Regions from separate parts of the Homo sapiens genome. Here region 2 is linked to region 1. Evidence: chromatin loops called from intact Hi-C (ENCODE). Cell type or tissue: Calu3. All regions are shown on one strand. Each heading gives the region's core, and the rest is flanking DNA. Links, peaks and the distances in the headings are about the cores only. Region 1 overlaps AGTR1 (angiotensin II receptor type 1). Region 2 holds the start of LOC105374150 (a long non-coding RNA gene).

Evidence for each region. Hi-C counts contacts between places; a loop is a spot of excess contacts. Peaks named below come from ENCODE experiments on the same cell type or tissue, not always from the same donor. Only the 100,000 strongest peaks of a DNase experiment are listed, where the experiment ranks them.
Region 2: a loop joins it to region 1, with 2.4 times the contacts of the local background. A loop is called at or near these places in 3 of 110 quality-filtered maps.

Annotation. Positions count from the first base shown.
Region 1 is chr3:148,709,374-148,724,987 of GRCh38, forward strand. The region is part of intron 2 of AGTR1 (angiotensin II receptor type 1); the gene reads left to right. Among named protein-coding and RNA genes, the nearest start is that of AGTR1, 19 kb to the left of the region's middle. In Calu3, for the core only: a CTCF peak has its summit at 9,817 (motif pointing left); no DNase peak of the experiment used is centred there.
Region 2 is chr3:148,459,647-148,475,260 of GRCh38, forward strand. LOC105374150 (a long non-coding RNA gene) reads right to left here and starts at 6,145. Exons shown (of 7, transcript XR_924571.2): 1 at 5,258-6,145; 2 at 4,734-4,793. In Calu3, for the core only: no CTCF peak of the experiment used is centred there; no DNase peak of the experiment used is centred there.

The sequences.
Region 1 (15,614 bases), core at 8,462-10,961:
GCCTTCCTTCTACTCTATTTGGGAAGTCTTTGGTTTCTAACATTCACACATTTGTAGCAAAGCTTCCAAAATAACTATGATGTTTTGCTTAGGAATAACAAAACATGGAAGAAAACATTCTGTGAAATTTTAAACTTTTTCAAACCTTTAAGTTTCAGATGAATAAGCAAAACATACTTAAGTCTAAGAAGCTATTTTTTGTTTGTCAAAGAACTGATGTTATACCAGTTCTAATATTAATTAGCAACTTTGCCCTGGTTTTCCTGTAAAATAATCTCCAAGGCCCTATCTCAATCTGTGGGCAGTATACTGAAATACAAAAAGTGTTCACAAAAGGACCTTCTGAACTTTGCAATCTCCCTTTAAAACTTTTACCAACTTAAAACTACAGAACTCTGATCTCTTATTGATTTAAACTAGTGATATGTAAACAGCACTTCAGAGCTTGTTTCACAGGACCAAAAAATTTATGCTGAAATCTACTCATGACAAATGGGAAAACCCTGATTAGCACATTTAAATGAATAAATAAAGAACCGTATTCAATGGCTTAAAATTTATAGACCTGCATCATCCATTATGGTAGCCATTTACTATATGTGGCTATTTACATTTAAATATAAACGTATTAAAATTAAACTAAAAATTCAGCCCCTCTGTTGCATTACCCCCATCTCAAGTGCTCAGTAGACACATGTGGTTAGTGGACAACACAGATTTAGAACATTTCTATCATAGGAAGTACTACTGGACAGTACTGCTGTAAACACACTTATTAATAATGCAGCAGACTTTCTTGGCCACTTGGTAAGAAAGTTTTCTGCTCTTTTAAACTTATTTGGGAAGTTTTTAATACTTTTGAAATTATGATTTCCTCAGTGTTAGATTATCTGATATACAGCTCTCACAGACCATTTTTTGTTTTTCCTGTTTGTTTGCATATTAAAATATATAGGATTCAATGTTTCACGTGCTTTTCTAAAGTTGCAGTTCTTGATTTCTTAAAATTGTGAAAAGAAGTACCCACAGTTATATTAAGAACTAAAATATATGGCTGTTGGCTTGGTTACCAACATTGCTGACAGCTCCAAGTAAGCAAAAGTAAAAAAGATGTAGGATCATTTTTAAAGGCCAATATTTTCTTCCTTACTCATTACCTTCTGTAAAATTCTGTAAGATTTTCTTTAGTTTTCCAGTAATGATAAACATTTCACCATTGCATAGACATAATTAATTGATTTTTTAAGCAGTTGGAGAGCCAAACAAAATAAGGGGTAGAATACTTCTTATTTTATTTTTTAATAAAAATGTACATATTAGAAGCCTTTATTTTTATTTAAATTGTATGTCACTGATAAGGTTTGGATATTTGCCCCTCCAAATCTCATGTTGAAATGTGATCCCCTGTGTTGGAGGTGGGGCCTGGTGGGAGGTGTTTGGATCCTGCAGGCGGATCTCTCATGAATGGCTTGGTGCCCTCCCCATGTTAATGAAAGAGTTCTTGCTCTGAAACTGTGACACCTCCCCCCTCTCTCTCTTGCTCCTGCTCTCGCCATGTGACATGCTGGTTCCCTATCACCTTCTGCCATGATTGTAAGCATCCTGTGGCCTCACCAGAAGCAGAAGCTAACACCATGCTTCCTTGTAAGCCTGCAGAACCAGGAGTCAGTTAAAGCTCTTTTCTTTATAAATTACCCAGTTTCAGGTATTCCTTTATAGCAACACAAGAATAGACCAACACAGTCACGGATAACAGTAGTTTTTCATTTTTCATCAATATAATGATCCTGCTGTATTCTTAAAGTTCTTAATCACTATTTGTCACTAATACGATAACATTAATAAAATTTGAGTCTCAGTTACTTTCCAGTCACTTATACCTAGCAGTTCAATAACATTTAGTTCCTGGACTAATGATCATGTGTTATATAAGGCAAAAAATTAAAAACAAATTTGTCTTTGAGTCATCAAAGCATCAAGGGTTTGAAATAGCTATATAACTAGCTGTGAAAAAGGGATATAAATATCCAGCTGATATTTCCTTTACACATTTAATAGTATCATTTTTCAATGAAAGCATAAATAAAATAAGTTTGGAACCAGTTTGGAATTTTTAAATATTAATCGCAGAATCTTACTAACAGAAAACAAAAGCAAGATAAATGCTAGTCATTTGTGCCTGAGTTTTTTTTTCAATAAACAGAAATGAAGCTTGCTTTAGGAAACATGTGTACTCCAAATAACCTACTATTCACACAATTCTCAGTAACATTCTTTCTTTGCTTAAATAATACAGCCAGATGTGCTTAGCACATAACTCTATAGAAAATAATAATTTAAATTAGATTTAAATAGAGATAGATAGACAGACAGACAGATAGACAGATATTTTTGAGACAAAGTCTCACTTTGTCCTCTAGGCTAGAGTGTAGTGGCATGATCATAGCTCACTGCAGCCTTAAACTCCTGGGCTCAAGCCATCCTCCTATCTCATCCTCCCAAGTATCTAGGACTACAGGCACATGCACTATGCCCAGCTAATTATTTTTTTAATTTTTTGTAGAGATGTCGTCTTGCTACATTGCCTAGGTTGCTCATGAACCCCCAGCCTCAAGTGATCCTCCTGCCTCAGCCTCCCAAAATGCTAAGATTACAGGCATGAACCACTGCACCCAACCAATATTAATATTTTTAACAATTGAAAGAGCTCAAAGAAATAGGTTTTAAATTTAGAGGCCCTGTTTTGCTGACAGGAAAGGCTTTTAGCTGGAATCAAGAGTGCTGTTGTCTTTTCCCTTCAATTAGTCATTCCTTTTAAGACTTTTAAGATTTAAATGTATGAGTCATTTTTTAAATCCCAGAAAGATCTAGTATATCTCATAAATGTAATAATACAGTGCAGACCTGGTGGAAAATAATTATTTATCTGAAACTGGGCCTCAGTGCCTTTCCTGAATCTAAACAAATGTTCATCTCACCCAGAGAACTGGGACAACAGGAACAAGGTATTGCAAGTCCAAAATCCAATCCAAAGCAGCGTTCTTCCTCCCCACCTCTAGGCAAGGCCAAAATACTTCTGCACACAGTATAGACACCAGAAAAAAACAGAGCCACTGTAGATGAAACCAGTCAGGGGGTAAGAGCTGTCTTTTGATCTAGAGCTTGCACCTTTGCTCCTCAGTAATACTCCCAGGTCAAAAAGGAAAAATAAGATGGGCAGTTGGCTGCCTCCTGGTCCCTCCAGCCTGGTCAGTGAACAGAGTGGGAAGATAAAACAGCTAAGTATCTTCCTTAACAATGCAAAGCAAGAAATCCAGTCTGCTTTGGGAAAGTGAAAGCAATGCAAATTCAGATTATTAATCATAAGAGCATCTCATGTGATATACAAAATTATTGTATAGCAGTAATGGGTCAGCCGTATTTTATTCAACACTGAACCATTAATGAATGCTAGCTAGTCTTCCTTTCACTTACAGAATGTTTATCTATACATGACTAAACAAAGAAGGAGCGCTGGAAATGATCCTGTGAAAAATACTGGCTCACAATGTATCAGCTGAGTTTGGGGCAACTGAGGTAGTAGGAGGCGCCCCCTGGACTTCTGCTGGAATTTAGATTTAAATAGATGGATGAATTAGACAAAACATACTCTCTGAAAGAGTGAGAAATACAATATTCACCAATTAAGTGAAGGAAAAATCTACACTATGAATAAAACAATAAATGTGGATACATTTGAAAATTTGAATTTCAAACCCCTTAAGATAATGTGACAAATACAACAGGCCTAATTTAACATCTTAAAGAGATCTGTGTGACCTATTTTGCAGTTTTATTTTCTTAGGACAATGCTTCAGTATCTTTAACTTTCATATTTAATCATTTTTTTTCTTTTTTGGTTTCTATGGTATCACCATCCATCAATCCATATTGGTTGGAGGGGGGGAATATATATATATATATATGTATGTCTCCCAAGAGAAAGTAATTCTGCAATCTTCCTCAGCAATTCAGTCTAACAATTAAGAACCCTTAAGCTAAATAGAAAAATTCATTTCACAGGCAAGTTTTACTCAATATGTATAATTAGTTTTAGTTAACTTTATTAATGAAATGTCGCAAATCAATTAGGTTTGCAATAATCAGATGCCGAGGACCCAAGAGGAACCATTCCTCTCACAAGAGGGGAAGGTGATACACAATTTAGTTGGGAAGCAAATGTAATTAGATTTGATCAATTGAGTATTCCTGTCCTGATGTGGAGTCAGTCACATACCCAAGCCTGAGAATATATTTGAAAAGAGGTAGAAAAAAACCCAGTATGACTTAGAAAATGTCCTTGTGGTCCTATTGGCCACAACTGGCAGCCAAAAAGGGCTTTGAAGCCACAGGTAGACAGGTTTTGTTCAGACAGGGCTATGTTTTAGATTTCTCTTTCAAATCTGAATGGTTTTACGTAGGGCAATATATAAACTTTCCTATTTGTCACAGATTCTAGCACTCTTTAATGCCTTATACTGGGTGTTTCACACAGTTATTTAACTGCCCAAATCCCAATGGCACTTCAGTTTGCAACTATCATGACCTAGAAGTTAGTTATTGAACAGTTATGAGGTAACTTAAAGTTTCTTCCCTTTGCCTCTAGAATAAGAATATCAAAGAAATGTCATGATGATAGGAATACTACTGAAAGAGGATATTAAACACTAGGTATTCCTACTTAGGGCTACAGTTTGCAGCAGATTCTATTGTGTTTCAGTCAATAAGTGTTTTTGGACACCTACATGCCAGACACTATTCTCAGCATTGAGCACAAAGTCGTGAGCAAGGTAGACAAAAATGCTTGGCCTCATAAAACTTACATTCCAGTGCATAAAGATGAGAACAATCACGTAAAATTTATAATATGTTGGATGGCATGGAAAATGGAAATAAAGTGGAAGGGAGGCTTCAGGTTAAAAAGAGTGTTTAGGGAAGGTCTTCTTAGGAAGAAGGAGGAAGCTATGTGGACATCTGGGAGAAGATCGCTCCAGGCAGAGGGTAGAGCAAATGCAAATTCCTTGAGGCAGCAATGTGCTGGCATGGTCAAGGCACAGCGAGTATGCCAGGGTCTTCAGAAACCACAGAGAAGAGTGGATAACAAAAGTGAAATCAAGTATTGAAGAGTATGAACTGACAGGAACTAGAGACATATTTAGAATGGATGCCAGAACAGGAGAAATGGGTGGGATTTTAAAAGCTAAATGATTTAAAGACTTAAAATGCTCTGAAGTGTAGTGAAATGTTCCCCAAACTGCAGATTTTCCCAGGAAACCAGGTGCATAATTTAGTCATCGATGACTGGTTCTGTGGCAATGACTCTAGTAATTAGACCCCTGCATTTTATGTCAGTTCCTTCTGGATACTCAGCTACATTATTTGGTGCTTTTGGTATACTTCAAATATGCATTGCCTATCACTGACCTGTAATCCTGTGTCTCTGGGCCTGAAAATATAACTTTTCATGTAGTAGAGAATTAGGGCTGTGCAACATTGCCACTAGATTATTTTTAATGAAAGCTTTGCCCTTTTAGATAAATACAGCAATGTATTCAAACAAGTCCTAGGGATACCACTGAGTGCAAAATGTCATGTACTAGTTATTCCATTTAAATTATTTTATCTTCAAGTCTAATAAGAAAATTCTAAATAAAATTATATATTTGGGATTGTGTGTGTATCATCCATCCACATGTAAGTAGGAATAAAATTATTTAATGGAAAATTTCAAATAGGCTAACTCTAAAAATGTACAGATAATCTGGATGAGAGAAAACTATCCTCACTTTGTGTTATTTTTCAATGGTAGCATTTTCTCATAATCCCCATGCTTTTTTCATGTCCTGCTATTCTTTAAGATTTCCTAATGAGGATTAGGGAATAGGCATATTTAACAATCTGTGTTCGCAGGTTGAAAACAAGAAAATGAAGACTAATAGTTTCTCTCCTGTTAATTTGATTTTCTACAGCTCCTCTCCTACCAGCTTAGGCAGAGGACTTAGTTACTATTTCCAATAGATGGGAGCCAAGGAAAAGACAAGCATCTGTGATGTCATGTCTCCCCCAAACGGGTAGCTGCCTCACCAGCCTCCATTAGAGACATCCCCCAGAGTAAGAAATAAGAAATAATCATGAGTAGAATGAGAAAAAAATGCAGCTTCCTTTATCTGAGAAAAACAATAGTAGCTCAATGCTGTGGCCTAAAGGGCTTTGAAAATAATGCAATTTCTGATAAAAATAAATGCCATTATTCTTGCTTATTGTCACTGTTTTAGTCAAATAAGATTTTAGCAAGCATATTTCAAATTGTTCTAAATCTAAGTAAATTGGTAATTAAATGCTATCATTAGAAAGTATTTTAATATCAGAAAAATTGGACCATAAGAAAGTTAGTTTACCCTTGTATTCATATATACATGTGCTTTGTGCTAAAAATTGTTATCATTTAGTGAGAACCTGTGACTATATTAATTAATTTAATTTAATCTTCATATTTCTCTGACCGTTAGAGAGTTTGTGACTTGGATAACTTTCAAACAACTAGTACCCTGATGGAAATCCAGAATTTTGTTAACCCAGATCACAGCTGCATACTTAAATGCTATGCAACAGTGGCACTTACCCCCAAACCGTATCCTATGGAAATGCCTTTTTAGCAAATTAAACTGAATTGTGTTCAGAGATCCACAGGTCTAAGCAACATTAGGGAAGGGGTAAAGTAGTCCTCAGCAAGGCCCTTTTCAGAGCACTCCACCAGTGCCCTTGTCCTCCTGGGCAGAGCTCCTCAGCTATACTCCCTTTCCTAGTCTACCCTATCCCACAACGGAACCATACTTCTCTCATGGAAGCCCTGGTCTCACAGAACTAAAAAGGAGGCTCCTAGAAATGGGGTTGTGTTGAGTTGACAGAGATGTGTGGCTCTTTAAACTGAAATATAATCCAAAGAGAACAAGATCTAGTAGAATTTCAGGTCCTAAGCCTGGTTAAATTTCAGGTCCTAAGGCTGGTTAATAGTACAAATACAGTTATTTATTTATAACTAGTGCAAATACAGTTATTTATTTATAACTATACAGGAATTTATTTCCCAGTACCTTCTATATTACTAACATCCCATAAAACCAGCCATGTAAGGAACTAGAACATTTTGAGAATATGCAATACATAACCTTAAACAAGAAGTTTTCATTCCTAATTAAAAAAAATAAGCTAGTTCATCACAACTTCCTTCAAATCCTTCTGCCACTGATTTCTCTCCTGAAAAGAGATATTATACGGCATTTTAGAGAAAACAAACATCTCTAAGTCACAAGGAGTGGAATAATCAAAGTTGCATTTTAAGCAAGATTATGGTTTTTTCTTTGAGTTCTCTGAATTTGAATAGTTTCTTAACCTTAGTTTTTTAACTGCTCTGAAAATGGTTTCTGTCCCTGGTGGACTCTTGTTTCAATGCAGTTATTTTGTCTGGTAGAGTCACAGAGTTAAGCTGTCATTCAGATCAGAAAAAATAAAAGAGAGAGATGAATTAATCTCAATGGCACAGTCTCCTTATTCAAAAAATAAAAATAAAAATAAATCTCAAGTCCAACAATGAATCATCTTTGAGACTCTCCCAAGTGATCTAGTTTTAAGGGCAAAAACTTTGGGGAAACTGTTGGGGGAGCAACTGGTGCCCAGTACTGTTTCACACACGTGGTTTTTCTTATCTATTGCTCACACACTTAGACATAACTGGAATTATTGCCTTTGTATTGTTGTTGCCATTTTATAAAGGAAGACAAAAAAGATCAGACAAAATAATAGTGAACATCTATTAATTGGACACTTACTGGTGTCAGGCACTGTGTCATGCACTGTGTCAGGCACTGTATTTTCTTATTTAATCCAACAAAAAAAAATAGGCTAAATTATCTTATTGGCTCAATTTTCTTTACAGAAACTGAGCCTAAATTTCCCAAATGGCTAACCAATGCCAGGGCCAGCAACTCAAATTTGGGAGTAATTCCGACACCTAGGTTCCAACCATTTTTCTCCCAGAAATAACCCACCAAATTCACCAGAGTCTAAGATCTTACTGTTACTGTTTAATTAACTGCTACAATTGCAGCATTTTAAAAAAATATAAATGAGCACTGTGCTAGTATTTAATTATAGCTTTATACTGATACTGGGTACAAGTATAAGCTAACACCATTTTGAATTATAGTAGAAGAGTCAGGAGCTCTGAGAGGAATGTTCAGGATAGAATAAAGCAGATATTTTAATGTCTCATTTCAGTGAGGAAAATTGTTAATTCATATGCCACCAGCCATCGGCAGAAATGTAACAGGAAATGAAGAAAAACTTAATTACTTTAAATACAGTGGTCTGTAGTACAAATTATTGTGCCGTGAATTAGTTTCCTTCTGCTGTAGAATTGATCATTTTGATTATGTAGCCAAGCAGTGTAAGACATTACTAAAATTATTCTTGAATCCTACCTTTGAGATCTATATAAAACACTAGGCAATTTGCCTGCAAATACATAGAAAACAATTTTTAAAAGGATTGGGATGAGTTATTTTCCCCTCTGTTAAATATTAGCCTTTGAAATGAACCCAGCTGATCTGCCAAATAACACTTGGAAATTGTTGTGTTTTAATAAAGTGACAGACTGAGAGGGAAGCCACACTAGACGTCCTTATGCTTTTAGAGGCCTTACAGGGCAGGAACATTATGCAATAATGCCTTTTAAAAGAAGTGAGCTTCCTAGTATTACACCTTGCCTGGCAACAAATGTAGCCACTTACTGAAATGCAGGCGTAATTAGAATCTATGAAAATCTAGCATCAGAATCCCAAACCTCTATGCAATACTCAGTAAATTACAGCTTTTATGTCTGTAATATTTTCAACCATTCTACTTAAATATGTGAATACATGAGTGTGGAGTTCTTTAGGAGGCCTGCTGCATATGCTAGGGAAAGGTTTCATCATTTCTAATCAGGATGGCTCTGTAAATGGGATGCCTCATGTTCAGGTTTCTGGAAGGCTCAGAGCCTGGGCTTCTACTGGCAGAGGGTAGACCCAAATGGACTACTCTAGTGAAAATCTCCAGGTGAACATGGAACGCAGTGAAAACCTGGGGTATCCAACTTGCAGTATAGGCCACCAGCAAGTGTCACCTCTATTATAACTTTAACCAGGCAAGCTCAGTCTCATGCATTAGTTTATAAAATTGCAACAGAGCCTTCTAAGACTGAAAGGACATTAGTTTTTAAACCTATATATTATGACCTAATTAAATGAAATTTTATTTTAAAGCCCTCATAAAAGTAGTAAAATTGGTGTTTTAAATAAACCAAATGGGAATTCAACCACTTTAATTTTTCTTTTGTTCCAATAGGAAAATAAATGCTTTAAAATTTGAAGTTGAAACATGGGTTTTAAATATATTGAGATAAAAACTATTTTGCATAGGCATTTTGAAGAAAATAAATTTTGTTCTCGTGATTTGTGATTGGCCATTGATTTCCGTGTTTAAGATTATGAAGGTGTGCTCAGCTGTCTACTAGAAATAACAGGGGAGACTCAGTCTTGTTTCAAATGGAAGGGCTCCTATTCGGTTTTCTCCTTCATTTCTTAAAGTGTTGTGATTTTTTTATTCCCTGGTGTTATGTCTTGAGATTTTAAATCTTAAAACATGCAATTAGGTATTGAAGTTGAAAGCTGGAAGTCTCAGCCAGCTAGTAATGGTTTTTTAAAATAGGTAATACAGACCTCTAGTGGTTGAACAGTTTGAAAGCCTCTGCAAGAAAAGGAAATTGCGCAGAAAGTGCCTGCATTTTAAGGGGAAAAGTTAGTTAAAATTATTCAGATGATAAAATTCACATATTTCATAGGAAAAAAAAAGCCAGAATGGGCTTCAAGGGAAGGTGGCACACTTCCCATCCTTTTAGATGTTCCTCAATTCCTCTAAATAAGCAAAAACTCTCTGGCCAAAGTCACAGTAAGAAGTCTGGATCTGTATTATTTTTCTCTAAAAGATCTTGTGAACAGAGCTGCTAGATCTCTGTATTATATGAAACATATATTTTTGTACACAGTTTTGCCTCACTGGGGCTTTGCTTCCTTTGTACTCCAGAGGCTCCCCATGAAAACAATCTGCAGCCACCTCAACTTGCCTGTGCTGTTCTCAGGTTCTGTCCATGGGGAGCCACACTTCAGTGAGCTCAGCGATTGGATGGCTTTTTAGTCTACATGAGAGGGAAACTCCATGTGCCTCTAGACTAGTGCTTCTCAAACTCTAATGAACACCCAAGTCATCTGGGGAATCTGCTTGAAATGCAGATTCTATCTCGGTCTGGGGTGGGGCCTGAGGCTGTCTTGTTCGTAAACTCCCAGTTGATGCTAACGCTGCCCATCCAGGGCCACCCAGAGCAGCAAGCCGGTTCTATGACAGCTCTCTTTATTTTTTAGTTACATATTTTGTTTTTACTCATTTCTTCTTTGTTTGCTCTTTTACTTTAATAACTTCTGTTAAATTTTTAATATTTGGATCTGTAAAACATTTAAAGTTCTCTTTCACTTCACTATGTACAAGTATCTCTGGGAATCTGTTATTGAAGTTTTGAGAAGTTGATCTCACATTTTAAAAATAGATTCAGTGTCATCTCTTTATCTTGAAAAGTTCATGGTAGTTGTGAGCATCTCTCTAACCACTTGAAGCTATTGGGTTAGAGGTAGCTACAATTAAATATCTGATTAGCCATATTGGGAGAGTGGGTGAAAACAGGTTTTGTGCATGTGGTAGATGTGTAGGAAGCTAAGGACCCAAAAAACAACCACATCATAAAATCAAGCAGAAACACACACACACCACACACACACACAGAGGCTCAAAGCATAAGTGTCAACAGATCAGAAGAAAACATGGGAGAATGTATTTTTTCATACCAAATTATTAAAATTCCATCATCTAAATAACTTCCTATCATAGCATGTTGTCGACCTCATTTTTCAAATCCATAATTTTAGAACTTATGTCGTGGGGTAGTCTAAAAGCCTCTTGCAAACTTTTAACATCTAGTTTCAAATCAAAAATAATATATTAACAAGCTGTAGCATAGAGGGAGTACATAAATTATCATCATTGCCCTGCATGAATAGTAATTCACAGGTTTGGCTCACACACAACTTAGATGAAATAATTAACTATGTACAGTACTTAACAGTATAAAAGTAATTAATCTAGCTGCCTCGTACCGGTTTGGCCTAAATAAACATGCAATAAAAAAGCCATAGGATTTTATTATTTTTTTACTCACGTTACTACTTTAGTGTGTTGGAATTTTAATATGTCAGAAGAAAGATATCTTTGCATTAAAAAATCATTTTCTTTTCAAATGTTAATGTACTGATTATAACTAAGTGAATTCCATATATTTATAATTGTGGGCAGATGTTCTCAATTAATAGTTTTATTCATTCTACTTCACAGTTTAGTGAAAAGGATTATTTTAAATTAAGGTGTAAATAAGAACAAATGAGATTTTTATTACTACAAATCACACAGAATTTGTTGGTGGTGCTATAATCCTGTGTAGGTATAGCTTTGGCAAAACATTTCAGATAAGCTTGTTTTTTGCCCCATGGGTTCTGGGACGAGGTGAGTTGTCTGTTTGTCCTATAAGGTTCAGAAAGGTAAAAGGGCAAGGTCATTAATTGGCTAGAGGGCAACAAAGAAGGTAGTTATCCCTGTGTGGTCAAGAAAAAGTGGCTCAGGTTATCTTGCTCGGGAGAGAAAATGTTCATTCAGCTCCAGTCCTTTTGGTAAAAGCCCACTCTCAGTGTATGAGTGTTCCTTTGCCTAATCATGTAGACTATAACATGTTTTCCCCTATATGACTCCATCGATTAATCATTGCAGTATTATCCCCACTTCATAAATGGGCAAAGAGGAGGATGAAGCCGAGTAGTTCTTCCAAAATCAAGTAGCATGTAAGATGTAGGAGCAAAACTCAAATCCAGAGACTTCTGCTTCCAGCCAAGATGGAATAACAGGGACTAGATTTACCTCCCCACCTAAAACAATTTTAAAAACTGGACATACATATGAAACAATGGTTTTCAAGAGAGTGGACATCAGATAACAAAGGGCAGTGATCCCTGGAGGATAGGAAACAAATGACCTGGGATTGTCCCAGCCCACTGCCTGGAGGGAGTTTGCAGGCATGATACAGGGATGGTACACCCAGGCAGAACTCGAGGTCCTCTCTGAGTTAAGGACACAGAGCTGGGAGTCCAGAGAGGCCAAGGAGGCTAGAGTTCAGAGTACCAGAGAGTTGAGAGCTGCACAGAGAACCCAGAGATCTGCAAATGGTACCCCTTGTGCTTCAGTGCATGTGGGCAAATAATCACCCAAACGTATTAGAGAGAACAAGCCCCAGAGGTCATCAAGAGCTAGAAAATAGTTGCTATTTCCACCAGCCACAGTGGAAAGTCTCATAATTCATGGAGCATCAGGTAGCATACTCAGTAGGTTCTTGCCTCAGGAATGGGAAAAATTTAGCCCTAGACTAATTGCTGCTCTGGTACCACCTAAGAAACCGTAAAAGTCAGACTCAAAAGAATTAAATTATTTGCAAGTAACTCAACTGCTTTTCAGAAAACAACTGGAGAAATTTTGTAGGAATACAAAAGCATCCAATATCCAACAAAGTAAAATTCACAATGTTTAGCATCCATTATAAAATCACCAGGCATGCGAAGAAGCTGGAAAGTACAACCCATAAAAAGAAAAAAATGAATAGAAACAGACCCAGTCAGTAATGACACAGATGATAGGATTATTACACTATTACATTAAATGGTTATTATGACTATTTCATATGTTCAAAATGCTTGATGGAAGTTTGAACATATTAAATGAAGACATGGGAGATATAAAAAAGACTGAAATTGAACTTCTAGAGATGAAAACTACAATGTCTGAGATGAAAACTTAAACTGAGACTTCAGATGCTAAGACTACATTTGTTTCACATCCCCACAACATTCTTCCCTGGACGCTGAGTTTCCTCCCAGCAGCTGAATACTTCATGCTTCATCCTTTCTTAATGCTGAACTCTCAGAAAAAGTCCTTCATTCTAAGAAGAGGCGGGAGGGTGCCACTCTGTAGCCCCTTTCTCATCTCACTCTGGTCCCTGCTGGCCTGGAACAGATTCCACTCCCTTCATGCACTGATACTCCACTCTAGACTGAGCCTCTTCATGAGGTAGCCATCAAGCCATCCGCAGTCATCAACATGGCACCTTCTGAGTCAGTTACAAGAGTTTGCATCATCAGACCACCATTTTCCGTCTCTGTTTTCTGACTTACCCCAAAACTCTAGTTAAAACTCATGAAATATTATCTCTTCACATGAAATACAATTAATATGGAAGTCAGCATTTTTGCATCTCCCAACGCTTCACATCCAAGGAGCTGTGTATGAAATCATGAACTATGTTCTTCCAGCCAACCAAGCAATTAACCAAAGTATACATGTCCATGTTGTCCTTGTACAGAGTTTGAAATATGCTCATGAGAATTAAACTATTTTTCAGTAAATCTGAAAAATCAACTTGCTTGTCCAGGAAGTTTTATTAGGGATAGAATCCCAAACAATGAATGTGCTAGCCAAGTGTTACTATTAATCAGAAATACTCCATATTCATCCAGGATTAATCCTGTGTAACTCCCTCAGTCAGTGTAGCAATGTGTTCTCTTCCTGCACTTTTTTTATGTGTGTGTATTCCCAAATCTGCAGTGAATGTATTTAGGAAATACATTAGTATCAAAAGGACAAATGTAGCCTTAAAACATAAATGTACAGATAATTTCCTATTTGTAGCAAAGTTCACTTCAGAAACACTTGATAAGAACTATTCAAAAATAAATATTTTCAGTATTTATTTAAAATATTTTAAAATGTAAACTCCTCACCAGTCATCTAGCCAGGGCCACTGAGTGTGGCTCTATGAAATAGCTTCAGTCCCTTTCACTACTGATGACCTTTTGAACACAAGATAATATTTGTCGAGTAAATGTCAAAATAGTATAAGAATACCCAAATCATGGATTCTATGCTGTATTCACTCACATAGAGACTTCACTTTGGAGCACTTCAGAGCAGCAACAGCTCTAAGAGATGTAACAGTATGCTTTCCAGGATAGAAGAACGAAAAGGGAAAAATAAGTTGCTAGCAAGAACAATGAGGGGTAGGGGTGAAGTTCAGGCTGCCATTCTGAAAGCTTCCTCAGACTGAGTCAGGCACATCTCACGAAGTGCAGACTATGCAAGCTGGCTGTGTGAGATCAAGGGTAGACAGTTGACTCATCCTGTCACATCTCTGTGTTTTACCGTAACCTCCAACTATTCAGCCATGAATCGCTGCATGTGGAATGGAAGGGGGAATGTCTAACAAACAGAGACATACTTCAAGTCTTCAGTCTAGTTAAAACATTGGAATGAGGGTCTGCAACATCTTTCTGGGGCTTGGAGTCTCGTCTCAGTTCTAAAATGAGATGGTTGGCCTGGATCCTAAGTTTCAAATTGGCAGCCTTTTTAACTAAATCTAATCTAGAAGAGTTCTGTTAGGTTCCACAGTGTTGGGTTTTAAAATATATATATATATTAGTTGAAAACATTTTAAAATAGGATCTTTCACATGAAATTTGAAATTTTAAGTTTATATTTTAAAGTTAGCTGTTTTCCCCCACCTCATTACAATTGGCACAGTTGACTATAGCTGAGAAGTGACCCCGTGGCCCCCCTCCAAGAAAGGGGGAGGGCCCTCCATTCACCACCATGTCCACTTCACCTATTTCTCCCAGCCTATATATGTATTTGAATATGTGAACCCTGGAATGCATAATGTCTAGGGACCATAACAACAATAGAATGCTATGAATCTCTGACTTACAAGGACTCTCTTATGAATCTCTGACTTACAAGGACTCTCTTATGAATCTCTGACTTACAAGGAAAACAAAAGACTGTAGAGAATAGTAGTTCAACCACATTTTAGGTTAAAATAGACTTTACTTGGATAACCTGACAACCAAAACATCTTTGATAATATAGTAATTGTGTATGTTTACCAGACAAAGGGTATACATGTATATTCTTGTATTTCTCTTAAGAAGAAAATCAATAAATTTGACCCATGAATTTCTTTCTATAGCAGACATTTTTGTGACTTCCTGACTCACAGGAGATACAGCTACCCTCCAAACCTAAATCAAAAGTCCGTAAGTTGCAGAATGACTTTTTATGTAAAGAGAACATACTAGTTTCTGATAAGATATAAAGAAACCATGTAATTTATCTAGGGAATGACTCTAAGCTGATCATTGACTTATTTACACAACTATAGCTACTGGAATAGACTGATTCCAAAAATATATTTTCTCTGAATTAGAATCTTTTTCATATCAAAATATCCAAAATTATTAGCATATTATGTTATTCTCACAAAGTCCTAATGAACTTCACAAATCTGCCTGCTCTATTCTGAGTACAAAAAATATTTAGCCTAATTTGTTTTTCCATTA
Region 2 (15,614 bases), core at 6,804-9,303, 250 kb before region 1:
CCTTTTTAACCATATTTTGAAGAGTTGATAGTTGTAGATGTGGGGAAGGGGACCATTGTTCCTTCTCCAATCCTAAACAGCAAATACAGAAAAAAATTATGTATATGATATATGCAATTTATATACATATAATTACATGTAGATAAATAGTGACCAACACACAATATATCATTTTTATCATTTCTGTGACATAATTATATTCATATAAATTTTATATTTATATATAATATATATCATCCATATCTATCTATATACCATCAATTATGAAAAATAAACTTTTTTATAATTCTTCTATCATGGACCAACAGTGACCACTTTCTTTTTTTAAGTTTTCTTTCTTACTTAAAGCTTCTAGAAAGAAGAGTTATTGGGCACCCTCTTTTCTCTTCATTTTTCAAAGGAAAAAAGAACAAAAGTGTTTTTATGAAAAGTGAGATGTGTTTTATTTTAGCTAACCAAGGATGGCAGATTTTTATAACAACACTACCATCTGCTGGAATTTAAGAGTATTGTTGCTAACATTTTGGAAGCCTTGGGTTGCATTTTTACAACTATTGGCCTAAAGTGGTTTTTATTATATACTTTTTAACAGCACTACGTGACTATTTCCAAAGGGAAGTTTACTGGTAGGTGCAATCTCCACCTCCTTACAAGTCACACAAACACTTCTACACTGCTGATGGGAATGTAAACTAGTACAACCATTATGGAAAACAGTGTGGAGATTCCTTAAAGAACTAAAAATTAAATTGGACTTCACCTTTCTCTGGTGCCTCCTTGATTAGCTTAATAATCAACATTCTGAATTCTTTTTCTGGCAATTCAGGGATTTCTTCTTGGTTTGGATCCATTGCTGGTGAGCTAGTGTGATTTTTGGGGGGTGTTAAAGAATCTTGTTTTGTCATATTACCAGATTTGTTTTTCTGGTTTCTTCTCATTTGGGTAGGCTATGTCAGAGGGAAGGTCTGGGGCTCAAGGCTGCTGTTCAGATTCTTTTGTCCCACGGGGTGCTCACTTAATATAGTACTCTTGCCCTTTTCCTAGGGACGTGGATTCCTGAGAACTGAACTGTAGTGATTGTTATTTCTCTTCTGGATCTAGCCACCCCGCAGGGCTACCAGGCCGTGGGCTGGTACTGGGGGGTGTCTGCTCAGAGTCCCATTATGTGAACCATCTTCAGGTCTCTCAGCCATAGATACCAGCACCTGATCCAGTGGAGGTTGCAGGGGAGTGAAATGGACTTTGGTACCAATACTGTTGACACTATTTCCCAAGACTGAGAAAGAGGGAATCCTCCCTAATTCATTCTATGAAGCCAGTATCACCCTAATGCCAAAACCAGGAAAGGACATAACAAAAAAAGAAAACTACAGACCAATATCCCCCATAAACATAGATGCAAAAATCCTTAACAAAATACTATCTAACCAAATCCAACAGCATATCAAAAAGATAATCTACCACAATCAAGTGAGTTTCATATCATGCAGGGACAGTTTAACATACACAAGTAAATAAACGTGTTACACCACATAAACAGAATTGAAAACAAAAATCACATGATCATTTCCAGATACACAGAAAAGGCATTTGACAAAATCCAGCATCCCTTTATGATTAAAACCTTCAGCAAAATCGGCATACAAGGAACATACCACAATGTAATACAAGCCATCTATGACAAACCCACAGCCAACATCATACTGAATGGGGAAAAGTTGAAAGCATTCCTTCTGAGGACTGGAACAACATAAGGATGCCCACTCTCACCACTTCTATTCAACATAGTACTAGAAGTCCTTGACGAGCAATCAGACAAGAGAAAGAAGAAAGGGCATCCAAATTGGTAAAGAAGAAGTCAAACTGTCGCTGTTTGCTGATGATACAATCATGTACCTAGAAAACCCTAAAGTCTCCTCCAAAAAGCTCCTAGAACTGATAAATGAATTCAACAAAGTTTCAGGATACAAAATTAATGTACACAAATCAGTAGCTCTGCTATACACCAATAGCAACCAAGCTGAGAATCAAATCAAGAACTCAACTCCGTTTACAATAGCTGCAATAAAATAAAATAAAATACTTAGGAATATACAACCAAGGAGTTGAAAGACCTCTACAAGGAAAACTACAAAACACTGCTGAAAGAAATCACAGATGACACAAACAAATGGAAACACATCCCATGCTCATGGATAGGTAGGATCAGTATTGTGAAAATGAACATACTGCCAAAAGCAATCACAAATTCAATGCAATTCCCACCAAAATACCACCATCATTGTTCACAGAACTAGAAAAAACAATCCTAAAATCCATATGGAACCAACAAAAAAAAACCTGCATAACCAAAGCAAGACTAAGCAAAACAAACAAATCTGGAGGCATTACATTACCTGACTTCAAACTATACTACAAGGCCAAAGTAATGAAAACAGCATGATAGTGGTATAAAAATAGGCACATAGACCAATCAAACACAATAAATAACCCAGAAATAAACCCAAATACCTACAGTCAACTGATCTTCAACAAATGGTGCTGGAATAATTGGCAAGCCACATGTCAAAGAATGAAACTGGATCCTCATCTCTCACCTTATACAAAAATCAACTCAAGTTGGATCAAGGGCTTCAATCTAAGACCTGAAACTATAAAAATTCTAGAAGATAACATTGGAAAAACCCTTCTTGACATTGCCTCAGGAAAGACTTCATGACCAAGAACCCAAAAGCAAATGCAACAAAAACAAAGATAAATAGATGGGACTTAATTAAACTAAACAGCTTCTGCACGCAAAAGGAACAGTCAGCAGAGTAAACAGACAACCTACAGAGTGGGAGAAAAAATCATCACAATCTATAAATCTGACAAAGGACTAATATCCGGAATCTACAATGAACTCAAACAAATCAGCAAGAAAAAAACACACAGTCCCATCAAAAAGTGGGCTAAGGACATGAATAGACAATTCTCAAAAGAAGGTATACAAATGGCCAACAAACGTGAAAAATGCTCACTATCACTAATGATCAGGGAAATGCAAATCAAAACTGCAATGCAATACCACCTTACTCCTGCAAGAATGGCCATAATAAAAAAAAAATTAATAAAATAGATGTTGGCATGGATGCAGTGAAAAGGGAACACTTCCACACTGCTGGTGGGAATGTAAACTAGTACAACCATTATGGAAAACAGTGTGGAGGTTCCTTACAGAACTAGAAGTAGAACTACCATTTGATTCAGCAATCCCACTACTAGGTATCTCCCTAAAGGAAAAGAAGTCATCATGCAAAAAAGATACTTGCACACACATGTTTATAGCAGCACAATTCACAATTGCAAAACTATGGAACCAGCTGAAATCCTCATCAATCAACGATTGGATAAAGAAATTGTGGCATATATATATATATACAATGGAATACTATTCAGTAATAAAAAGGAACAAATTAACAGCATTTGCAGCAACCTGGATGGAACTAGAGACTATTATTCTAAGTAAAGTGACTCAGGAATGGAAAACCAAACATTGTATGTTCTCACTCATAAGTGGGAGCTAAGCTATGAGGGTGCAAAGGCATAAGAATGATACAATGGGCCAGGTGCGGTGGCTCACGCCTGTAATCCCAACACTTTGGGAGCCCAAGGTGGGCGGATCATGAGGTCAAGAGATCGAGACCATCCTGGCCAGCATGGTGAAACCCCATCTCTACTAAAAGTACAAAAAGTTAGCTGGGCGTGGTGGTGCGTGCCTGTAGATCCAGCTATTTGGGAGGCTAAGGCAAGAGAATTGCTTGAACTCAGGAGGCAGAGGTTGCAGTGAGCCGAGATGGCACCACTGCACACCAGCCTGGCAACAGAGTGAGACTCTGTCTCAAAAGAAAAAAAGAATGATACAATGGACTTTGGGGACTCAGGAGAAAGGGTGGGAGGCGGGTGAGGGATAAAAGACTACAAATTGGGTTTAGTGTGTACTGCTCAGGTGATGCGTGCACCAAAATCTCACAAATCACCACTAAAGAATTTGCTCATGTAACCAAATAACACCTGTTCCCCAAAAACCTAGGGAAATAAAAAAATAAACTAAAAGTTTAACTAGCTTCTTTTTCCTTTAATTAATTTTCTGGGATCCTACCCCTATTTATAAATATACAAAATGACTCACTCATTCAACAAATAGCAGTTAATAGTCAATAACTGTTGGCTGCATACTAAGAAATATACTACATATTAAAGACATACAGTTAAATAAAATATTAGTCTCTAGGTCTTAGCCTATCAGGAGACCTAGACCAAAATAAAGTGTTGCATTACAGCATGGGAAGTGCCATCATCCAGCTCTGGTCAGAGATAGAAGCTCCAACAATGAGCCTTTTCTCTCTGTCAGTCTGGGTGTACCCTGGGTGTAAATATTGGGGACGGTGGCATTTTCTGAGGAAAAGATGCATATCTTGAGTCTTGACATTTGAGTTGGAATTATTCAGACAGATAAGAACAAATAAATTTTTAAGAGTCTGGCAAGTAAGATTTGGAAACAAGCCTTCCATACCACAATCACTTGTGTTTATTCATAACTTCACTTTTTCATTCTTTCATTCATTTGGCAGATGTTTCTGAACAACATCAGAAGGAAGGCCAGGAAAAAAGATTATAAGATTATAAAATAAATAGCTGCAATGCATATGATAACTGTGATAAAAATTTGTACAATAAGAACATTCACTCACTTATTCAACTAGGACTCAGGAAATATCCAGGCACAGGAGACAAGATGACATCATCCATGCCTTCAAGGAACAGGAAAAACACAAATCGGAATAGTCACATAGTAATAATCTCATCTAACTCTGCACAAAGGGGAAACATTGAAATGTCTGTCATGCCAGGCTCTACTCCTTGGAGAAATGGTTAGCTGCAAAGATTTTGTAAAACCAGTTTGCATTCGCTAGCTAAATAAGTTAGAATGATTGAAGGTTATCATTATATTGGTGCAACAGTAATTGTGGTTTTTGCCTTAAAAAAAAAAAAAGTCAAAAACCGCAATTACTTTTGCACCAACCTAATAGCTTGAGAGCTATAGTCATACAGATAGAAATTAAGTCCAATTTCCACACTAGTTGTGTAACTGTGGGAAAGTTCATTGATCTCCTGGTTTCAGTTTTCTATATTGTCAAAAGGGGATGATAATGGTTCCTGCCTCATTTGGTTATTGTGAGCTTAAATTAACTAATTAAAGTGCTTGGCACAGTACCTGGCTCAGCAGGTTCTTGGTACATGTTGGCTATTTCTCCCCTCTTTCCTCTTCATTTTCTTCTTACCTTAATGACTCAGCTAGACAAGACTCTGACCAGAGAGAAAGCATATGCAAAAGAATAGGAGTGTGAATTAATCCATCATGGGCTTGATGAGAGCACTGCAAGTGATTAGATATCTAACCAGTCAGTCATTCTGTTAGTCTGTAAGTGTCAATATTGATGCCAGTCTGTAGATATTGAATGCCTATTTTGTTTCAAGCACAACCTCAGGTGCCCCGATGTATTCTAGGGGCTGTTGTTGAAAAATGTGCTGGATACAGAGAACCAAAGCCACGAGTAGCCAATTTTGCCTCGTTAGGAGTTTGCTGAGAAAGCTGTCATAGGAAAACTCAAGTTTGAGTCATTTAATAGAAGAGTTGAGAGCTCGCTTTTGTCTGTTCTGAGGAATGGAAGGCATCCCAGGCACCTTAGTTCAAAGGTGTGAAACAAAGCCTGTGTGCACGGATCTTAAAGAACCTTTGAATTAATATAGAAGAAAACGCTATCCTTTGGCTTAGATGTGAAGAGCAGTAAGACGTCAATATCAAGTGGTAAAGAAGACAAACTCTGGAAGTCTAAAAGTCACTTAACAGGATACCAAAATGGGATATCCTGCCTGTAGATAGCCCTTTTCTGTTACAGGAGAAAACCTGCATTAGATGGATTTTGAAACACCAAGGATCAAATTGGATCTTCTGAAAGAAAACAACGACATATAGAAATTTTAATAAGCGGTATCACACTGCTAGTATGTCATTATCTTCACCAACCCTAGGGTTCTTTCACAGGCAGGTTACATAAAGTATGCAGAAATGTTGAATCACATTTTAAATCTTATTTCTCAATATATCACCTAAGATGTCTTCATAATAAGTGTATTTAATTCTACATAAAAAATATGAAGAAAGGCCTCAATAAGCCATTATATGTATCTCTGTGAACACTACCCTTTTATGAGAATATTTTATTCTAGGCAGCAGTCACGTTCCTCAAAAACAATAAGAAAACATAAATGTAAATTCTGATTTGTATCCCATACATAAAACAATAATTCTTTATAATAATCTGTCTTAATTCATGGACCAATAAAGATTACATTCTAAAAAAGATTACTCAAACCTCACTTTAGAAGAAAGATTAAAAATAATTGAGACAAAAACTGAAAAGGCATTTAAAATGGAAAAATGGGGTGTTTTTATCAAACAGTTTTCCTTTAAGCATGTGTCTGCACTTCAAGCTTCTTCCGTCTCACCAGCAATCCTTGGCCCCTTTTTCTTTTCTGACTCTGCAAGTTGGAATTTCTGTCAGTTTGTGACTGAGTACTGATTGTCATTGTTAGGTTTAAGAGCAAGGAAGTGGGAAGGTGGCAGCCTCATTGTGGTGGTGGCTGACGTGAACTCTGGAGAAGAGGAAGGCTTGAATCACCCCCAGCTTTGAAATCACCCCACTCAACTTTTATCATTCTAACAACAGAAGTTGAAGGAAGTTTGCCATTCTCCACCCCTTTTCTTCACTGTGGTGTGGCAAATGTTAGAGGCATCTGAGACAAAATTCAGACCAGTAATAAATTAACTAGGCTCTTCCTACAAAGAAAAATAACACAATAAATAGGAAATAAATGTCTGAAAGGGTTTTCTCAAGCAGCAGAAATCAAAAAAGGCAGAATGCACAAAAGAAGAACATAAAGAAGAGAGATGCAAAGAAAACATGGGGGCACCATGGGGGGGCCTGTGAAATAGAGTCTTAAAACATATACAAAGACCAAAGAAAGAGTTAGTGATGTGAAGGACTGGGGGTCAGGGGAAGAACCAAATCAGAAAGGAAAAGTATAAAATTCAAAGACAGAAAGGGGACATTAAAAGGTACTGAGCTGTCACGTGAGGCCACAGCACCAGAAGGCCCTGTCTTTTTGCCAAGACTTTGAAAACATAAAAAGCTCCAGATATGTTGTCATTAGGCATTGAAATAAAGTTCCAAAAGCCTTTAAGATATACATGCTTTTAAATATCATGATAAATTATGCATCTATGACACAGATTGGGATGCCCTGGCCTTCAAGTAATCAATAATTCAAAAGCTATGAACATGAACCTAATCCAAATGGCAGGTTCAAAATTGGATTCTAAAAGGATTTGCACCATTGACAAGAAGGGTGTGCCCAGCAAACTATTTCCCTCTCATCATAAAGAAAAAGGAGTAGCTTAAGCATGCACTTGTATATGCAACACTGGAATATTTCAGCTGAATGTCTTGTGTAAATAGTCAGATGAATTATTCATGGATTTTTCAAAACTTTGTCTTTTTTAATTGTAAATATTCTATCAAGGCTCTAGATCCACTAGCTACATAATGACATCTCAGATGATTTCCATTTCTTGGAGCAATGACAGTATGAATGTTGAGCCAGCTCACTGAAGGGAGCAAGAGTTTTAAGCCTGGCAATATCCATATATGACCAGACATTTTTTTCCTAATATGCTAATGTGTCAATATAAAGAAAATATGATGACATCTAGTAGTTACTTTGTCATTTCTATTTTACTCAAAATATTTTCTTCCAGTCTTAAACAGAGTTAAACTATTGCCAAGTGATGTACAAGGCAATTGCTACATTTATGTGAGATGTTCTACAGACTTTAAATCTGACATTTGAAATTGCTCCTAATTGAAGAGCTGCAAGTTGTACTTTAAATAATAAAGCTTTTACTCACACAGTCAAACTCCTTTCTTGGAAAGCTAGCAAAAGGAAGATACTTTTCTTCCCCAAAATTAATGTTGCTATCTGTTGAGATAATAGCATTCAAACTTAATTGTAGGATCAGTTTATTAACTAATAGGAGTCCTATCTTTAAGGAACTTCTTTGGATACTCTCTAAAATCAAAGCATAGTCAGTATTCTTATTTCAAAATCATAGATGTAGATACTCTCTAAAGATACTCTCAGATACTCTCTAAAATCAAAGCATAGTCAGTATTCTTATTTCAAAATCATAGATGTAGACTAGCAGGGACAATAATTTGTGAATTAAACCAGTCTCTCTTCCCCTACTTTCCTAAACATAAATCTCTCAGCTTAACTGCTTAAGTGCAGGTATGATGATTTTCTTTGTATCTCAATTTCCCGCAGTTAAAATTCCATTTAACGAGGGCATTTTAGCTGCTCCATATTATACTGCTGCAATTGCATTACAGAAATTATGTACTAAGGATGCAGTGATTAAAATTGATATTTGACTTAATTACAGGGTACAGTACATGGATATTTGAATGTAACTTAATGGAAAACAAGATGCTTTATTTGTAGTGATTTTCAAAGCTTTTATCCTTGCAGAAAGCTCCCTTGTCAGTAGCTGTTGGGCCAAATCTCAAGCTGCTGACTCTCTTCAGAAGGAATAAAGAAGAATATGCATAAATATGAAGCTAATGATGTAGTTATCCTGCTAAAATACTACACAATTATAATATATTATCTTCTAAATAGTGCCTTTCTCAATCAATTGTCCTAATTCTATTATACCTCACTGAAGTAAATATTTAAATAGCCAGATGACAAATTTTCATAGTACCATACATCAAACAGCAAATATATTACATGAAATATGTCAAAATTTTGACTAATAAAGAAAGAATTAGAAGGGCTATGACTGCAAGAAGGGAAAGTATGTAGTCATAACTTATATATAATTTAGTTAATAAGTCTACCTAAAGTCAATCTATCTTCAATGAGAAAGGGACTGGGAATACAATTATGTATTTATTTATCTATTTATTTATTTATTTTTACAAAGTCACATTTCAAAGCAATGTTTTAAATTTAAAATATAATATTTTAAGATCTAGTTAAAGGTTTATATATCAGATAATCACTTCAAATATATGCCTCTAAATGATTCACTCTTTTAAACAACTAAATCATAATAACAGTTTTTGGTTTAGTTTCAACTTGTGCTCTTTCACTAAATATATACCCATCTAGTTACCCTAAGTTTTGGAGCACACAACAATAACAAATACATCTTAAGTATATTTGAACACGAATTTATATACCTATGCCCAAAGCATTTGATTTAAATTGAGACTATAACTCACAAATTTAAAAGACTAGAATTAGCTCTAACATCATGGGGAGGGAATATGAAAACAGAAACAGGAAGGGCAAATCCATTAAATAGGGGTTGCAATTCATATGAAATATACAATTTCCATAAGTCACTTATCTAGCAACTTCACTGTATGAAGACATCTGAAAAATCATCTGAAGAACCTAAACAGGTATTACAAAGTTGAGTGACACTTGTTAATGACTTACTTACTCTTATCTTGTGCAGAGCTTATTCATCTGCTCCCTTAGGCATGTATATTAGAAGAGGTAGATATGAGTAAATAGGAGAAGACCAGTGGTATGATCGTGGATTCAGCATCAAGAAAACTAATTTTACCCCATAGATACTTTACATTACTTCATAGGATTGCTGAAGATGAAGTTAACCAACATATGTAAAGCACTTGGAACAGTTGGCAGAATATATTAAACACTCAATAAGTATTATTCATAACAAGCCTAAGAGTCTCGAAGTACTGGAATTCAAAGCAAGTAGCCCTGTACATCCTGGTAATCCAAAGGGGATTAGATAGCCTCAAGAATGAAATGCTAGCCTTTACATTACTTCATGTAATCCATGTGATTTTGTAGTTTACAAAAGCTCCCTGCCATTGCAGCTTTTGTAAACTATAAAACCCTTGCAAAGGAAATATTCAGCTGTCAGATTGCCTGATCTGACTGCTGAGTATTTTTGCACTGGTGAGGTAAAGCTCAAAGCCAAAATGGGCAATGCATGCTTTTTTTCATTTGTGTTTCCCAGAAGCAGACTGTGAGTTGAGAATTCAAGTGGAAAAAGTTTATTTATTAGGGAGGTGAGCTAAGCAAATGCCAGTCAGGTTATGGAGAACTGAGATAGGAATTTGAGGGCAGCCAATGAAGAAAGTGTTGTTAAGTTAGTTTACCACTATCAGTAACTAGAGATTGATCATGTTACAGATTGAATGTAAAACAAATTCCACAGACTCAGCCCACTTGAGAGGGGATAAAGCTGAGATATTTGTGCACAAACTTCCATCACCCTTAGCTGAGGGATCCCTCAGGGGATTTGAATTATCCAGCACTTCAAGCTGCTGTACAAGGCAAGTTGTGGTGTAAGAGAAAGCCCTCACCCAGTTAAAAGTCACAGGCCATTTTACACTGCAATGATATGGGAGGAGCACAGACAACACCTGTTATAGTCAACTATTTCTTCAGATCTACCTGTGACCCAAGTCAAGTTCACTCCATCCATCCTGGCAAAGCCTCTTCAAAATGGTAACCAGATACAATTTTGGAAAAAAAAATGGTGGAGGGAGATTAGTTCTGGCTATTGCACTTGATCTTGAGACCACAACTGATATTCATCATCTCTCTCCTCTATTACCCATTCTAGTTTCCTTTCACTTTCAACCAACGTTTCTGCCAAACTAAATTGCTTGTCTATTGGGATAATCCAGGCAGAGGAGTCTGCACCGCAGGTATCCTGTTAGGTTATGATGGCTATAATTGCCTAATCACAGTTATCAATGAGCATGGAAGCACTAAGATGTGACCTATGACCTAATGCATCTCTAGGTTCTAGACATATCCTTCTCTGCCCACATCATGTAATATGTAGCAACGATATTTCCTCATGGTACTCATGGCATGTGTTTATTACTGTGTAATTATACCAATTATAATAGTAAAGAAACTTTTTCTTTACCTGCTTGTCTACTGGCATGACAACCCTTAAAGAAGTGGGCAGTGGTTAGCTTAGATTTAGAGAAACCTTAGCAGCATAATCCCCTTTGACAACAAGGCCCCTAGTCCAGCGCAAATTCACCAAGTGGGCCATGGGGAGTAATAATGGAGAAGGCACTCCAACGTTCACCTTTTGGTTCCTAGATGCATGTTTTACTGATCAGGGAAAGAGCATATTAATTCCCATTGGCTCTAAGCAACATTTTATTAGCCTGGAAACATTTAGGTGCTGTAACTGGTGAGATCAATGGAGCTCTTGAACATGTGCCATTGTTATACTTTATTTGCTATAAAGTGGATCATTTGATCTAAGATAATATATGTGATGCTGTGATAATAAGTGATAATAAGTCAAACACAATGAAACCTCAGATATTGGTGATGGTGAAGGCAGTAAGGTATGAAAGGCCAGCCTAATTAGAATATTAATGCCAGTCAGGACAATTGCTATCCTTCTAGGATGGAAAAAATAGAATGCTATCAATGTGAGGACAGGTAGTTTGTTGGTCTCTTCAGAGAAGACTAAATTGAGAGCATAGTGCAAGTCTGCTTACAAGTCTCTGCTGCTGACAGGTTGAACACTCAGGAGTAACAGTAGCCATATTAGGCTTGGTGAGAAACATCTCATGCCTTTGAGACCATGCATAATCTCCATTTCTGCTACTCCATGTGTGAGTCCCTATACTATCATTTAAGTAACTAAAAAACAAGTCTGGCTGATATCCACTGGCTGAGTCATTTTATCCAGGTGGCTATTCTGTGGTTGATACTTTTGTAGGCATTAATCAGAGACACATTCCTGCAGGTTCTTCCACATGCTTTTTCTTCAGATTGATCCCCATCTTTCAATGTTGCTTCTTCCAAACCTTTGACCACCAGCCCAGCTATTCATCATTGCCAATGTGCTCATGTATATCATTAACCGAACTTCTCCTTTTTCATGAAGTTTACTACCAGGTGTACTGCTTTAAGGTCTGCCCACTTGGAGGAATGTATTCTCTACTATCTTTCAGAGCCACTTTTGATTTGGGCTAGAATGTAGCAGAAGTCCATTTCTGGCTTTCATCAACATAGTCAACCCATCTGAGAGATATAGGCTTGGGTGTTTTGTTTTGTTTTGATTCTTTATCTATCATTTAGTTTCAGGTATCCCCTAACAAGGCCATAGCTGTAAGTGAAAGAAAAGGCACTGATGCAACAGGGACATGTAACATGGGGCTCTGGTCCCCTGTTGTGTCACTTGTTTATGGACTTCAGACCCTCTTGAGCCCCATCCTGAATATACCATTTCCATTGTACAATGGATTGTTGCCGTTACTTCCTGATATTATGATTTGGTGGATATAATATATTCATTTTGTGATGGGCACTTCTGGTTGCATAATTACTTAATGTTCCATGGTCAGGAGCTTCCTGCCCTAGGGTCAGGGAACAATGGCATTATAGAAGTTGTTTTTCAAGCTCTGAATATTTTTCTCTGCTGCAGATTGGATGGCCTTGCTCCAGAACCTAAGGAGTGAGTACTATGACTTTCTTACTGAAGCTGGAAGAGATTCCACATAGCATCCTTATATACAATGGATACCAGCAGTATATTTGCCATCATGCAGAGGGATAAGTGGTTGAGGTAAAGATATCCATGAACTCGTGGCAGTGATCAATGGCTTGGCTGGTAGTCAAAAGTCTGGAAGAAGGGTTCTATGACTCTTACATTGGGGCTTAGAGAAACTCCACATAGCTCCTGCCGGATCATATGATCCAAACAATGTTGCAGCTTAAACCTGCTATAAACTCTTCTGTTCTGGACCTGTTCTGGAACTCTTCTGTTCTGTTCTGGACCACTCAAAACTAGCAGTTTTCTGAGTAACTCAATAAATAAGATGGATCAGTATAACCAAAGTGCTTTCTTCCAAATTCAGAGAGCTACCAAATATGACATCTCTTTCTTAGTAACAGGAAATGCAGAATGTAATGTTTCAACCTTTACATTAGAGGATATGTCTCAGCATGACCCAGATCATCTGATCTCTTAAGCCTTACTCAAAGGGGTAGACCCCTTAATTTTTATTGCATTTCTCTCCAACATTGTGAACAAATATCCAGATTACTTACAAGTTCCTGCTTACCAGATCTGATTAACACAATGTCACGAATATACTGCACCAGTAAAATACCCTATACAATTTCTCTATAACCAAGGTCACTTCAGACCATGCTGTAACAGAGAACGGGAGAATTAACACAGTCTGAAGCAAGATTATAAATGTGTGCTGCTGTTCATTCTCAGTGAATGTGAAATGATTCTAAAATGAATGTTTAAGGGTTTTAAAAGCATGCATTTACAGGATAAATAAGTGCATATACATGGCAGAGTCTGCATTGATTTGTCTAGTAAATAATCATCTTTTAAATAGCAGCTATAATTGGAGTTATCATTTGGTTAAGTTTATAATAGTCCACCATCATCTGCCATAAGTTATCTGGATCCATTTTTTTTGGAGACTATACTGATTCACCAAGAAGAGATATGATAAAGACCACCAGCTCTGCATCCATGAGATCACTGAGGCTGCCACTAAACCCTGCCATTCCACTCACCATGCACTCAGGATTGTTTATGACATGCTACTTTCATTTGGGGTGAGACGCTTTCAAGAGCTTCCAGTTGGCCTTTCCTATAATTATGGTTCTTACTCCACAGGTCAGGTAAATAATGCATGAGTTTTGCCCACTTGCTAAGTATATCCATCTTAATTAGGCCCTCAAGTGATAGTAAAATGACCATAGCAGGAGGCCATAGACCCATATTGGGTGCATTGTGAAACAGACTTGGATCTTTATCACAGGGCCCTCATACTACCTCACTCTTACAAGGGTTCCATGATGGCATTTTGAATCTACAGTTGTGAGTTCGGACCCTAAATTCAACAGCTTTTTAAAAATCTAGATATTTCCCTTTCTCCAGTAAATATCCCTAGATACAGTTACAGAAAAATTGAGGAATCCTGCTGTGCCGCTACGGAAGAACTGGCTTTCTCTTCAAATGGTGGGCTTTGTATCACAGAACTGACTCTGGTCTGGAAATTGGTCAATGGATTACAATTTTTCCAATGCAGCATTTTTCTCAATCACTGTATTTGTTATCTATTGCTGCATGAAATATCAACCTCAATCCTGGGGGCTTAAACCAACCAACCCTTATTATCTCATAGTAACCGTGCCAGAAATCTAGGAGCAGCTTAACTAGGTAGTTCTGGCTCAAGGTCTTTCAGGATATTGCAGTCAAGACATTGGCCAAAGATGCAGAAAGTCACACTAAAACACAAATAAGTGATAACATTCAACTATACCTACCTTTAAGAAATAGTTATCTAACTAAAATAACTTTTTGTCATGCTTTCAAGCAAAATGCCATTGAAAACTGGAAAATTTCAAGTGGTCAATGCAGGAGAATTTGGTAATAGAAGGTAATTCAATTGGGACCAAAGGATCTACTTCCAAGCTCACCCACATGGTTTTTGGCAGCCGTTCGGTCCTCACTGACTGTTCACAGCATCACTCATCACTTCGCAGTGCATCTACCACAGGTGTGGACTTTGCATGGTCTTCAGGCAAGTCCTGAAGGCTATTAATCTCTAGCAAGAGGAATTTCTCTGACTGCTAAAACCTTCTCTGAGAAATTATAGTGTCCACTATAAGCTCATCCACTAATGACATCTCAGGTCACAGGGCCCTAGTCCTACTTACGTGCCTCTTGACTTTATATAGGGAGTTGGTGGGACTATGAATTCACCTTTCTTTGTAATTCTACCATGGTAACAATCAAAGATCTTCAGCAAAGTCTGCTCTTCAGCTACAAGGGATGCCATGCCCCAAGTAAACTGTCTGACTTGAGCTTGCCATTTTCTTTCCTCAAACATTGATGGCACCTAACAATAGTCAATCAATTCCACAGTCCTTAGTCACAGCGCCCCACATCACTCAAATACTGAATATACTGCATAAGCCAATTTATCTCCCTTCTCCTGTACTCCATCTCAGTCACTACAGGTGAGCAGTTTAATAATAGTCACCACTATAATTAGTAGTTTTGATGTTTTAACCACAGGATTCATCACCGTCTCTTTGCACTAACATTAGGTCCCTTTTTGTCATTTAGCTTGCAAGTATTTAATTCTAAACTCCCATTCTAAGTATCTGCTACCTCGAACCCCTTATATAACAAAATATCTTAGTTTGGATTTTGCCATAGTAGATTCTGTAACAAGGAATCTGGTGGAAGTAGTTTATTTTGGAATGGGCCTCAGGAAACACTAGTTGTAAACGGGAACTAGAGATAAGGAAGGAAAGGCAACAAACAAAGTGGCTGTTATCAAGTCAGTTACCACTGAGGGAGCCACTGTAATTTAATCCCCCTGAAGGACCATGCTATAGTTTGAAGGTTTGTCACCTTCAAAACTCATGTTGAAATTTAATTGCCATTGTGATGG